Regions from separate parts of the Homo sapiens genome. Here region 1 is linked to region 2. A link is a contact called in ENCODE Hi-C data. All regions are on one chromosome and are shown on one strand. The core of a region is the stretch at or near the end of the contact, and the rest is flanking DNA. Distances in the headings are between cores, read along the strand shown. Region 1 has its middle 18 kb from the start of MIR4329. Region 2 holds the start of LHFPL1 (LHFPL tetraspan subfamily member 1).

The links. A loop is a pair of places that touch in the nucleus more often than their neighbours do. Pooled maps may share reads with other maps.
Region 1: a map with no recorded cell type shows a loop between it and region 2 (6-fold over the local background). The contact joins the enhancer-like site here to the promoter of LHFPL1 in region 2. A Hi-C loop is called at or near these places in 16 of 37 single-sample maps with no recorded cell type and 6 of 50 pooled maps.

What each region holds. Positions count from the first base shown.
Region 1 is chrX:112,760,221-112,765,669 of GRCh38, reverse strand. No RefSeq gene overlaps it. Among named protein-coding and RNA genes, the nearest start is that of MIR4329, 18 kb to the left of the region's middle. Within about 2 kb of position 3,994, at least 3 of the 41 ENCODE cell types and tissues checked have a DNase peak (open chromatin) inside an H3K27ac peak, as active enhancers do.
Region 2 is chrX:112,676,185-112,681,678 of GRCh38, reverse strand. It overlaps LHFPL1 (LHFPL tetraspan subfamily member 1), which reads left to right and starts at 1,741. Exons shown (of 4, transcript NM_178175.4): 1 at 1,741-1,850.

The sequences.
Region 1 (5,449 bases), core at 2,745-5,244, 82 kb before region 2:
TATTGCATTCCCCTTGTTGCTCTTGCATGATTTCCAGGAAATGAAAGGGAATATGCTGACTTCTACAGCCATTTTGATATTGCAAATGACCTTGTCTATATCTGCTCATTACTGTACCTCCAGAGCCCAGAAGAGTGCCTGATGCAAAGTAAGTGCTCAGTAAATACTTTTAATAAATGAATGAATGAATGAATGAATGAATGATTAATCTAGCAAACTGCATTCCCCCCTCCTGTATTGAGCTATTGTGGTTGCTGGAGAAAGATGTGCAGATTGGTGCCATCACACATTCATAGGCTCCAATTTCAGCTGGGACCTTCTGTACTTGTCCTTGGTCCTGTTCCCCTAAGCAAGTATTCCACACATAGTATTCTTTTCACACAACCTGCAAATATTCACCTCCCTTACTCACAGATAGCAGTCAATGCCCATTTCAATGTGGAAGCAGAGTCTGCAGTTGGGAACACGAGGTTCATATTAAAAACATATAGCAATAGGTAGAGCGCAGTCGTTGAGCCAATCGGAAAGCAGTTCAGCTGTCAACAGCTACTATTGCTGTGATGGTGTTAACCAGCTCAAAATCTGCCTCAGGAATAACCTCAATGTCCAGACTTCTCCAATGGCAGACTTACCAACAGCTTCACTCAACTCACATTTTTCTCTGGTCTCTGAGGATAAAGCATCCTTCCAGACCAAGATTAACTTTCACACCTCAATCTTCGCTCTGGACCTCACCCCTTCTCATCCTCAGGCACCTTGATCCACCCACAAGCTCCCAGTTTCCCTTGTCTGCAACCTCTTCCCTCCTCCCTGGGTCCTCCCCCAATCTAATCAAGGTGCTCAAGCTGCAGCCTCATCTCCTTCTCTTCACAGCCATGTTTCTCAGGCCAGAAACTCAGATGAGGGATCCAGCGAGAAGCCTTCTTTTCCAAACTAGGGCACAGGTGGGGAAGAAGCTGCAATTCAGAAATTAACAGAACAAGGAAAGTGCCCCAGTGCAAAGCCCCAGCAGTTGGAATTTAGTATGAAGGAACCTGAGGCAGGCTGCTTGAGTGCTTCCTGAGGTGGGATAGAGTCCTTGGGGTAGATCAGTAGGTCCAGCTGTGGGGTAGTCCAGGCAGACAGAGGCAGAGACAGAGAAGCTGAAGAGGGGGTGGCTGATAATGACAGTCGTCTTCAAATATTTGAAGGGCTGTCAAGTGAAAAGGAAGATTTACACTATATAGCCCCAAGGCTAGGCCTATGAGCAACAGGTAGAACCAAAGGGGAGTGAAATTTCTGCAGTGAGAGCTTTCTATCTAAACTCTCCAAAAATGGAATGAGCTGTTTAGAGAAGGATTAGATCCTCATCATTAGAGAAGTACAGTCCAGAGGCCAAATAATCACTTACCAGACATTTATCATGCTGCAGTACTTATTTAGTCACACTCCTTTAGAAAAGTACACGTGATTTCTTTAGGTGTCCTCAGCATTTGTCACAGTGCCTGATTTAATGCCTGCTACATAGTAGGTGCTCAATGAGTGTTAGTTATTAATAATAAAAATAATGGTAAGTTCTCAGTAAATGTTTTATAAAATGACTACACTAAAATAGGATTAAAATAAGCATCATGAGGATTGGTAAACGAAGTGACATTTTTAAACATGCTATTCTTGTCGTTTCCACAAAGATCGAATATGTGAAGGCCCTTTGCAAATTGTAGAGTGTTATTATCAACATTAGGTATTGGGCCAACGATGGTGGCTCACCCCTGTAAACCCAACACTTTGAGATACCAAGGCAGAAGGATCACTTGAGTCTGGGAGTTCGAGATCAGCCTAGGCAACATAGCCAGACCCTGTCTCTAAAAAGGAATAAAGAAAGAAAGAAGTATTTTCAGAAAGTTCATCATCTTTTTTTTTTTTTTTTTTTGAGACGGAGTCTCGCTCTGTTGCCCAGGCTGGAGTGCAGTGGCACGATCTCGGCTCACTGCAAGCTCTGCCTTCCAGGTTCACGCCATTCTCCTGCCTCAGCCTCCCGAGTAGCTGGGACTACAGGCGCCCGCCACCACACCCAGCTAATATTTTGTATTTTTAGTAGAGACGGGGTTTCACCGTGTTAGCCAGGATGGTCTCGATCTCCTGACCTCGTGATCCGCCCGCTTCGGCCTCCCAAAGTGCTGGGATTACAGGCGTGAGCCACTGTGCCCAGCCAAAAGTTCATCACCTTAGTGCAGTCCTATAGTAAGCCTTACGGGCAATACGATAATACATAAGCCTGGGCCCCTGATTTTGAGAAACTTCCAGTTCATAGAAACCAAATAAATGCAAACAAAGTAATTGGAGGAAACCAGTGCTAAATTGTGTGGTGCTGTGTACATACAGCACTTCTGATGCTCAAGGGGCCAGTGTGGCCCTGTTACTTTGTTGATGATTGCTGACATTCTTTAAGACTTCAGCATTGACTTCAACAGTAACAGGATTTGTGACTTTGGACACTGTCATAGCTCCTTGGCATCTGTTTCCTCATCTGATAAATGAGAATAATAACTCCTGGTTTACTTTGAGGACCAAGTGATGTAATGTGCCAGAATATACTTAGTCAAAGTAAACCATACTCTACAAATGAAATTATGATCATTTATCTGCTCTTGTGATACCTAGCTAATACTCATTTTTTCTTACTTATCATGCTGATAATTGGTACCCAAATCATCCAACTTCTCCTTCTCCTTCTTTTTGGAAGGAAGATAATTGAGCCCTAGAGAGCATCAATCTACTTCCTGGGGTACCTGTTGAAATGTGGGCTAAAGCGACACCCCTTGGCAGAGGTACACATCCATCCACTGGGGATGGCAACTGGTTGAGTGTAGAAGTGGGAGGTGAGGGTTGCAGAGTGCAGACTGACTGGCGTGTTGGCTGGTAACTCTTTCCCTTGTCTGATATGTGCTTCTCTTTCTTGGTTGGACCTCTCCAGAAATTGCTTGCAGGCTGGCCTAAGTGTCCGTTTTCATTGTTTTTACACTGACTTCCTGCAGGACTATTTTCTGAATAGTTTTAGATCTAATCATTTCTTCCCCTTTTCTTGCTCATAGTTCTCCAGAAAGACTAGAATGTGCTGGGAATGCAACATCCTGAGATAAGTGGGGAGCTGGCTGAAGCAGCCCAGACTGTTTCAGCACCTCCCTACCCCAAAAAACAGGGATGCTTTAGCCCAGTGAGTCCTGTGACTCTAGGTGTAAAACCCAGGGTGGGTTGCTTTCTGGGGTCTCTCATCTACAGTGAAAGTGGGGGCATACTCAGTCAAGACTCCATCCACCCCAGGCAGCTTTCTGAGCCTTGGGGGACCAGTTCATAATGAATTCTAGGCATCTGTTGTCTCTTGCTGCCTACCTGTAAGTAATAAATCTGCTTCATGTAACTCGTTGCATGTGTGGGTATTCTATTTCAGCAGACTCAGACAAGTTGGTAACTGGTACACAGTGAACCTACTTGATACTTCCTGCTATGAACTGAATTGTGTCCACTCCCACCCAAATCCATATATTGAAGCCCTAACTCCCAATGTGACTGCATTTGTAGATAGGGCTTTTAAGAGGTAATAACGTTAAGTGAGGTCATAAAGGTAGGGCCCTAATCCAATAAGGTTGGCAGCCTTTTAAGAAGAGGAAGAGAGCACTCTCTATCTCTTTCTCTTCCCACTGCTTTTCTGTTTCTTTCTCCTCCCATGAGCATGCACTGAGGAAAGACCATGTGAGGACACAGTGAGAAGACTGACCTTGCCTGACAGACTTTGATCTTGGACTTTCCAGCCTCCAGAAGTGTGAGAAAATAAATCTTTGTTATTTAAGCCATCCAGTCGATACAAGTATGCTGGTCTATGGTATTTGTTACGGAGTCCTGAGCTAAGAAACATCCCATCACACTTAAGGTACATGCAGACTTGCACACAGGAGCCATGGAGGAAGTGGCTACAAATCAAGAGGAACAGAAACCCCAGCCTGATCTGCAGCCCCTAAACACAGGGAGGAGTAGTGTGTGGTATGTGAACAATTGGCGCCTGTATCCCCAGACAAGGATAGATGAAATTCAGTGTTGGGCTGGTGGAATCCACAACTGTTTTTTTAGCAGGGGGTCATTTGTGTTTTAAACTAAAGCCATATTTCTGAGCAAATTGCCGAATCCTTCTGTGGTAAAGCTGGCTAGGTTGAACCATGAGAAGCTGAGTCGCTGAAGCAAGGAACAGTCTGTTTCTTTTTTTAGTGGTCAAGTTCTGTGGAGGCCTTCTGTAGCAGATGGGATTATTTCTGCACCTTCCTCTGGTACGTTTCTCCCCCTGCTTCTCTAGAACTGGAAGTATAAATAGAAATTGAAGTCAATTTAAAAATTAAAATATACTTTTCTTTATTTGTAAATTATTGCTATTGCTGTTTTTGATTCTGTGCTCCATTGAGCAGATTTATTTCCAGGGATGCAGAGGAACAGGGGCTTCTTCAGACTACATCACCTTACAGGTCAATGCATGGGGACAGAACGAAAAACCACAGGCTTGGGGGCTGCTTCCTGCACAGGCAAAACTGCCTGCTGTCCTTGCTTCACCAACCTGCCTAGGAAAACATTTAGTTTCCAGATGCTATGTATGACAGAGCACTTGTTCTTTCTTATGGTCCATGTGACCTGAGCTACGGATGCCTCTAAGAATACAGTCAGAACTACTTTCTATAGTCATCGTTTTCAAGTAAATGAGTAAAGTTTAGGACAACAGGACAGGTGGGTGGTATAGGCTAGGAAAGATTCAGTGACATCTGCTGGCCAACCTTGACTTTCTTTAAAGCACTGCTTAAAATTCATTTGGGCAGTATCTAAAAATACAAATTCCTGGGCCTCCATTCCCAGAGGATATGATTAAGTTGGTCTGGCATGGGATCTGAGTATCTGCATATTTAATAAACTTCCCACATTACTCTGATACACAGTCAGGATTGAAAAGCCTTCTCTGTTTTCAAGAGTCTCCATAAAGAAGAGGTGGACAGAGTAGTGCAAAAATCCACATCACCTTTCTTTAGTTAGATCAGTTTCAGACCCTCAGGCTGCCAGGTTTTGAAGAGAAGCAGCTGTTTCAGGCAGATGCTTGATATGTAAGGCAAAATAAATGATCTGTCATGCTTGCTTTCAGATGAAGAAAAACGAAGTAGCATTTCGAGTTAAATGAAATGGAATATGCCATCTGAATGTTGCTATTTAAGGGACATTTATTAAATATTTAATAAGTCCCCACAGTGGGCAGAAGGGAGCTTTCCATTCTACTGTTTGTTTTAAAAAAATTGGTCCCATCCGTAGATGTTATACCAGCCACAGAACTTCAGCCCAATTTTTCATTCTTTTGTTTATGTATTCATATTTCCATACAGACCCATTCATTCATTCATCAAACCATGTACCAGAGACTGTGCTGGCTATGGGATTATAA
Region 2 (5,494 bases), core at 492-2,991:
AGCAATTTTTTTCTGAGAGAGCGTTCAACTGTTAAGAACAGGAAATAAAATTTTGTCCAATAAATTAGATTATTATTTATTATACACTTAAGTGTCTATAGAGAAAAGAGGATAAAAGAGGAAAGTAAAATGGTATTCTTCTTAGAGTTTCAAATAATGATAGGTTCCCCAAATGACAGGTGTAGTCACTAAGCAAAGGGCAATATTTACTGCTGTGCATAGAGTGGGGATCATCTATTTTTTATATGTCAACATTTTCAGCCGTATCTCACACAGTTACTACGTGTCAGTTAATATTAACCTATATTTAATGAAGGAGGGCCTAACATTTCTTTTTACATAATCCTATGTCTGAAGCAATGGTTCTTAAGGGAATGACAGCTGGGAGGTTATAAAACTTAGTTGGGGGGCTTACACTGCCAAAAGTCTAACATTCCACCTAAGGAGTCATCTGTGCTTCCCCCAGAAACATGATGGCCTCAGTAAGCCATGATTACAGATGGGAATGGATTTATCACTGTGTTGTAGAACAAAACGGTAAAAATTGCTGATGGAAAGTTGCTAGATAGACAAATACATGCATGAATATAGGATCATATCACTGATAAAAGGCAGGACACAGGTGGTATACACAGAAGGCAGGAGAAACTTTGTAAGTTCATTAAATAATCACGGTACAATTAATATGTTAATTTACGGTCATATTTTGAATTATTGCCACAACATGCTAGAAAATAGGCCTAATCACCTTTGTAGCATTCTGGTGAGGGAACTGGGCCATCAGAGAAGCATGGATACTTTGGATCAGTCCAGTGTGCTCTGTTAATGTAACCATTCTTCCTTCTAAATCATTTGGATTTGTTCAGCAAAGTTCCCCATTCACAGGCCATCTAGGAGGGGAAAAGAGACATGTACGAAAATAATAATAATAATAATGATACTAGGTAGAAGATAATAAGTTTCCCCAAATATGAAGTGTCAGGGACATTCACAGGTGGGAAATATGACATCGGGTTGGAGTAGAACATCAGGCAAAGCTCCATTCATCTCCAGACCACTCAGCTCTTTTCCCAAGCAGAGTAGCAGTTATTAGTGCACTGGGATAAATTAAACACTGACTTTTGATTGTATTATTACTATAAAAATATATTAGTTATTCCTTTCAATGTATGATTTCCACAAATTCTGAAATGTAAGCTCATTACATCTTGGAGCCAAAGATTGCTCTGCTGGAGCATCTTCCCCATCAGGCAATGGAAATCAGTTTGGGGAGAAGAGGTTGTTCTGTCTTATTCTATTTAGGCATGTGTTCTCTCAGTCACTTCTAGCCACATGGGTCTGCTACCTACCATGGTAGAGATTATCTAGGGCATTGGAGGAAAATTAGAGAAAATCTCTGTTCCTCAGCAGGCTTTTGGGCAGCAAGTGAGGAAGTAAGATAACGCAGTTCAAGCGCGGGCATGCCTGCGCGCATGCGCGCGCGCTCGCGCGGACACACATACACACACACGCGCGCGCGCGCGCGCGCGCGCACACACACACACACACACACAGAGCTGCTTTGTCCGCTGTGAGGTTGGAGGTTTGGGGACTCTGTGCCCACTAAGCTACTTTCTATTTCAAGTGCCTGTATGTCTGAGGCTGGGTTTGAAGCCTCCAGCGTGTTTGGAGTTAATCCCCATTAGGTTGGACTCCGCCCCTTTCTCCCAAAGGTAAAGCAAGGTTTTCAGGCATCACTGCAAAGGGCAGCTAGTATTCCCATCCTTGTCTAACAAGCTGTAAGGAGAAGTTGTTTCTGAGATCTGAGCCTGAAGAGAGGGAACAAGTCAGTCAGCCTTCGTGGTCAGAAGGTAAATATGCAACTTGGGCCAAATGCAATTCAAACAGCTGGATAAGAAACTGCTTTGCTCTCCCCTTGCTCAGCCCCCCCTTCTCCCCTTCCTTTCTCAGGTTTCCTGTCCTTTCATCTCAAAGCTCAGAGAAGCCGTTTTCTACCCGAGGGCAGCCTGGTGCTTTTTTATTTCTTCATAGTCCGTTGTTTGCACAGAGGCTAAGATGAATCAGGGCTGGATTCCTATTTCATATTGACAAGATTTGAGGACCTAAGGGTTAAGTGCTAGTTGGTTTCCCCAGGGGAGTTGGTAACCTGAGGAGATGAAGTGCCTGTTTCTGGGAGTGGAGAGAGTGATTTTGTTATGACCTGTCTATACAAGTAAAAATGGATCCGGTTTGCTAATGTGGTAGGTTGATCTCCTGGATTTGCCTAAATCTAAGGGGTTATGCGACGGAAATGGGGTAATGAAGTTAAACTGAAATGCAAATATTGAGGCCTCTCAGGCTGGAAATAAAAGAATGCATCCATTTGGTAAATATTTATGAGTTCCTACTATGTGCCAAGGCATGACAATTTCCAGAAGAACCTGAAATACTTAAACTATAAATCCATTCTTGCAAAGAACACTTGGCCAAGTGGTTTCATTTTGTGGTGGGGAACTGAAAATAGAATGAAGCCTAGGGGTGAGGAAAAATCACCCATGGAGTGGTTGTGGGGAGAGAAAGGGGAAAGGAGAGATGTTCTAAATCTTAGGTGGTTTCAAGTCTTTTCCATTACTTATGAGAGAATAGGGTCTTTTCTGGTAGAAAGGGAGAGAATTGATACCTACTCTGGTGTTAGGTATAGTGCAGATGTTTCACTTGAATTTTATGCTTAATCATTTCCATTTTATAAATGAAACCAAAACTCAGAGGTTTTAAGTGATCTTTTTATGTGCATATAGCCTGTAAGGGGCAGACCTCAGGACTCTGTCTCTGATCTGATTCCAAAATTGTGACTTTTCCACTAAAACAGTATTCCTCAATCATTAGTTCCCATTAGAATAAATTGAGGATTTTTAACAATATGAATTCCCATAAATTCGAATTCAGTGAATCAAGGAGGGGGTGACATAGTCTGCATTTTGAACAAGCATTGAAAGTGATTCTGAACAAGCATTGAAAGTGATTCTGTTGAGACAAACATTCTTGATATACCATGCTGCCTCTCAACTTCTCTGAAGTGATTGGAAAAGCAATCAGCCCATCTTCTTCCCATATGGGCCAGATTCACTCAATAGAAGTGGTCAGCTGTGGTGACATTTTATTCCCAGCTTATACAATGGAGTGGAGAGACTAATGGGCAACAATAACAGGGCTGGGGTTTAGGGCTTAACAATGTCTTGCCAGGGATCTTGATAGGGGTAGTTTCTAACCAGCTGAGAGTGTGAGATAGAACTCGTAGCCAACCAGCTTATCACTGAAGATGATGGCACCTGTCTAGCCAGAATAAGAACTGAGATGAAGATCTCTCATTGGTACCTCACTTTTAAAATCATAGGATAGATGGGGAGCTCAAGGAGCAGCATCTTGGGGAGAGGGAAGGAGAGAGAAGCTCATATGAAATTTGGGGAGGTTATTCCAGTTCCTACCTTTCCAGTCTCAAACTCTGGAGAAAGGAAATAGCCCAGGGCCTGATGTGGAGGTTCTTTTTATGAGCTCTCTTTGTCTCTGCATGGTCAAATATATTTATTTAGAGTTGATCATTTCAAAGTTATCAATTGCTCAGTTAGTCCTTTCTCTCCACTTAGTCTCTGGCTTCCTGCCTTTTAATGCCTTACCTGCTTGTGAGCATTCCCACCTCTGGATGGAGAGATGCAAATAAACACATAAACTCACCCAACACAGTTTTGCTGGTCTTTCTACCCCAAACTAAAAAAGGAGGGAAGGAAGAAGAAGGCCCAGAAAGAAGTTCAGCAAACATGAAATCTGAGGAATTTGAAATAAAAGACACAAGTCAAAAGAGAGATCTTCTTAGAGTCACCAAGATGAGTGAGTACATCATGAGATGATTTCAGGCACAGGAGAACTCAGAGCACTTCTCATAATGGAGATAGCCAGAGGAGAAGAAACCCCTGAGGGAGACAGGTAGCAGAACATGAGGAGAGAAATGTTTGGGGAGTAGCAGTATTTTTTTTTTTTTTTGAAGCTTTGTCTGAAACAGAAAGATCTAGCATGGTCAGGCTGCTTATATACCCAACTTGATATAAGGAGTCACATCGGTCCAACACGTTTCTCTGGAGCAGGACTCTATTTACCCACTGGAAACATATGCCTGCATATCTCATTCATTTCCTAGGGAAGTCTCAACTCTGAGTAAGATGTATTTGTAACAGGATTGGCAGGAAGACAATGCACACTGTCTGGGGGCGTGAGGAGAAAGGCCTGTTCACGTTCCTTTGCCAACACCAGTGCCAAGAAAGCTGCTCTTCACAGACCAGTCCTAAACCAGCAGTCTTGCAGGCATGTTTCCCTCAGCAGCTGTTAAGTCACTGACTCCCTTTCTTACCACTTCATGTTCTAGTCTTTAATTTGCTTACTGTTTTGCCTGTACCCTCTTACCCTGGGAAAGGCAGTGCTTTCCTTAACTCAGAAGTTGCACAACAAGCTCAAGTGGAAACAAAAGGATTTGTGTCTTTTTCTGTGGGTACTGGGGAGGAGGTGATACAGGAAGGAATAGCTTTGTTTTTCTCCACCAAGAGAAATATAAAAGCAACGTTTCACTTTCATTGATACTTCATTGTAAGTGCCCATACATTAGTAGGTATACAAGAAAGTGAAAAAAGTGAGAACAAATGATTAAAGGCTTGGCAATTGGACACCACAGGGAGAGGGAGAATGCTCATTATGGGGAAAAAGGCTAAAGGTCTCCTGCTAGCAATCTGAGTTGATGAAGGGCTCTCATTTGGAAGATGGTGGCTAGCTGTTCTCCATTACCTCTGAGGACCCAACAAAAGGATCTGGCCTTAGGTTGCAACAAGAAAAGTTTATAAAGGCATATAACAAATTATTTATTGACGGTGAGAGTTGTTAAGCTACTAAGAGATATTATAGATTTCCCTTTCCTAGAGTTCTTTAAAAGTAATGGAGATAACCATTTGCCATGTATGGTTTAGGTGGGTTTCCTGCATCATATAGGTTGAGGTGACTTCTACCCACGAGGCTGTGCTAGAATGGCTAGCATTATCTCTAAAGATGAGCAAACATTAGGCTTTAGTAAGGATAGCAAATTCAGAACAGAACTCATATTTTTATCCTATTTATTACAACTTTCTGGCAACATCCACTGCATCTCATACAACCAATCTCGGAAACAGGCTTGCGGCCCATCTAGCAGATTTAAAAACCTGAGGAATGAGGGATAATGTGACACCTAAAGAGAGAGGTTCAACTGCAATCCTATCAATGCCTGGTAACTTGACCACTCTACAAGAGCATCAGGGTGAGTTCTTGGTTCCTGAAATCCAGTGTGGCTGTTTGGCTGGATATTCCAGGACAGGGAAACAAAGCTGTTACATACATGAAGTATACAACAGGAATTAAGATAGAATAAAATATAGCATTGTTTGTGATTTCTAGTTATGTAAATATAAAGCGACTTAACCGGTTTCTGGGAATGAAC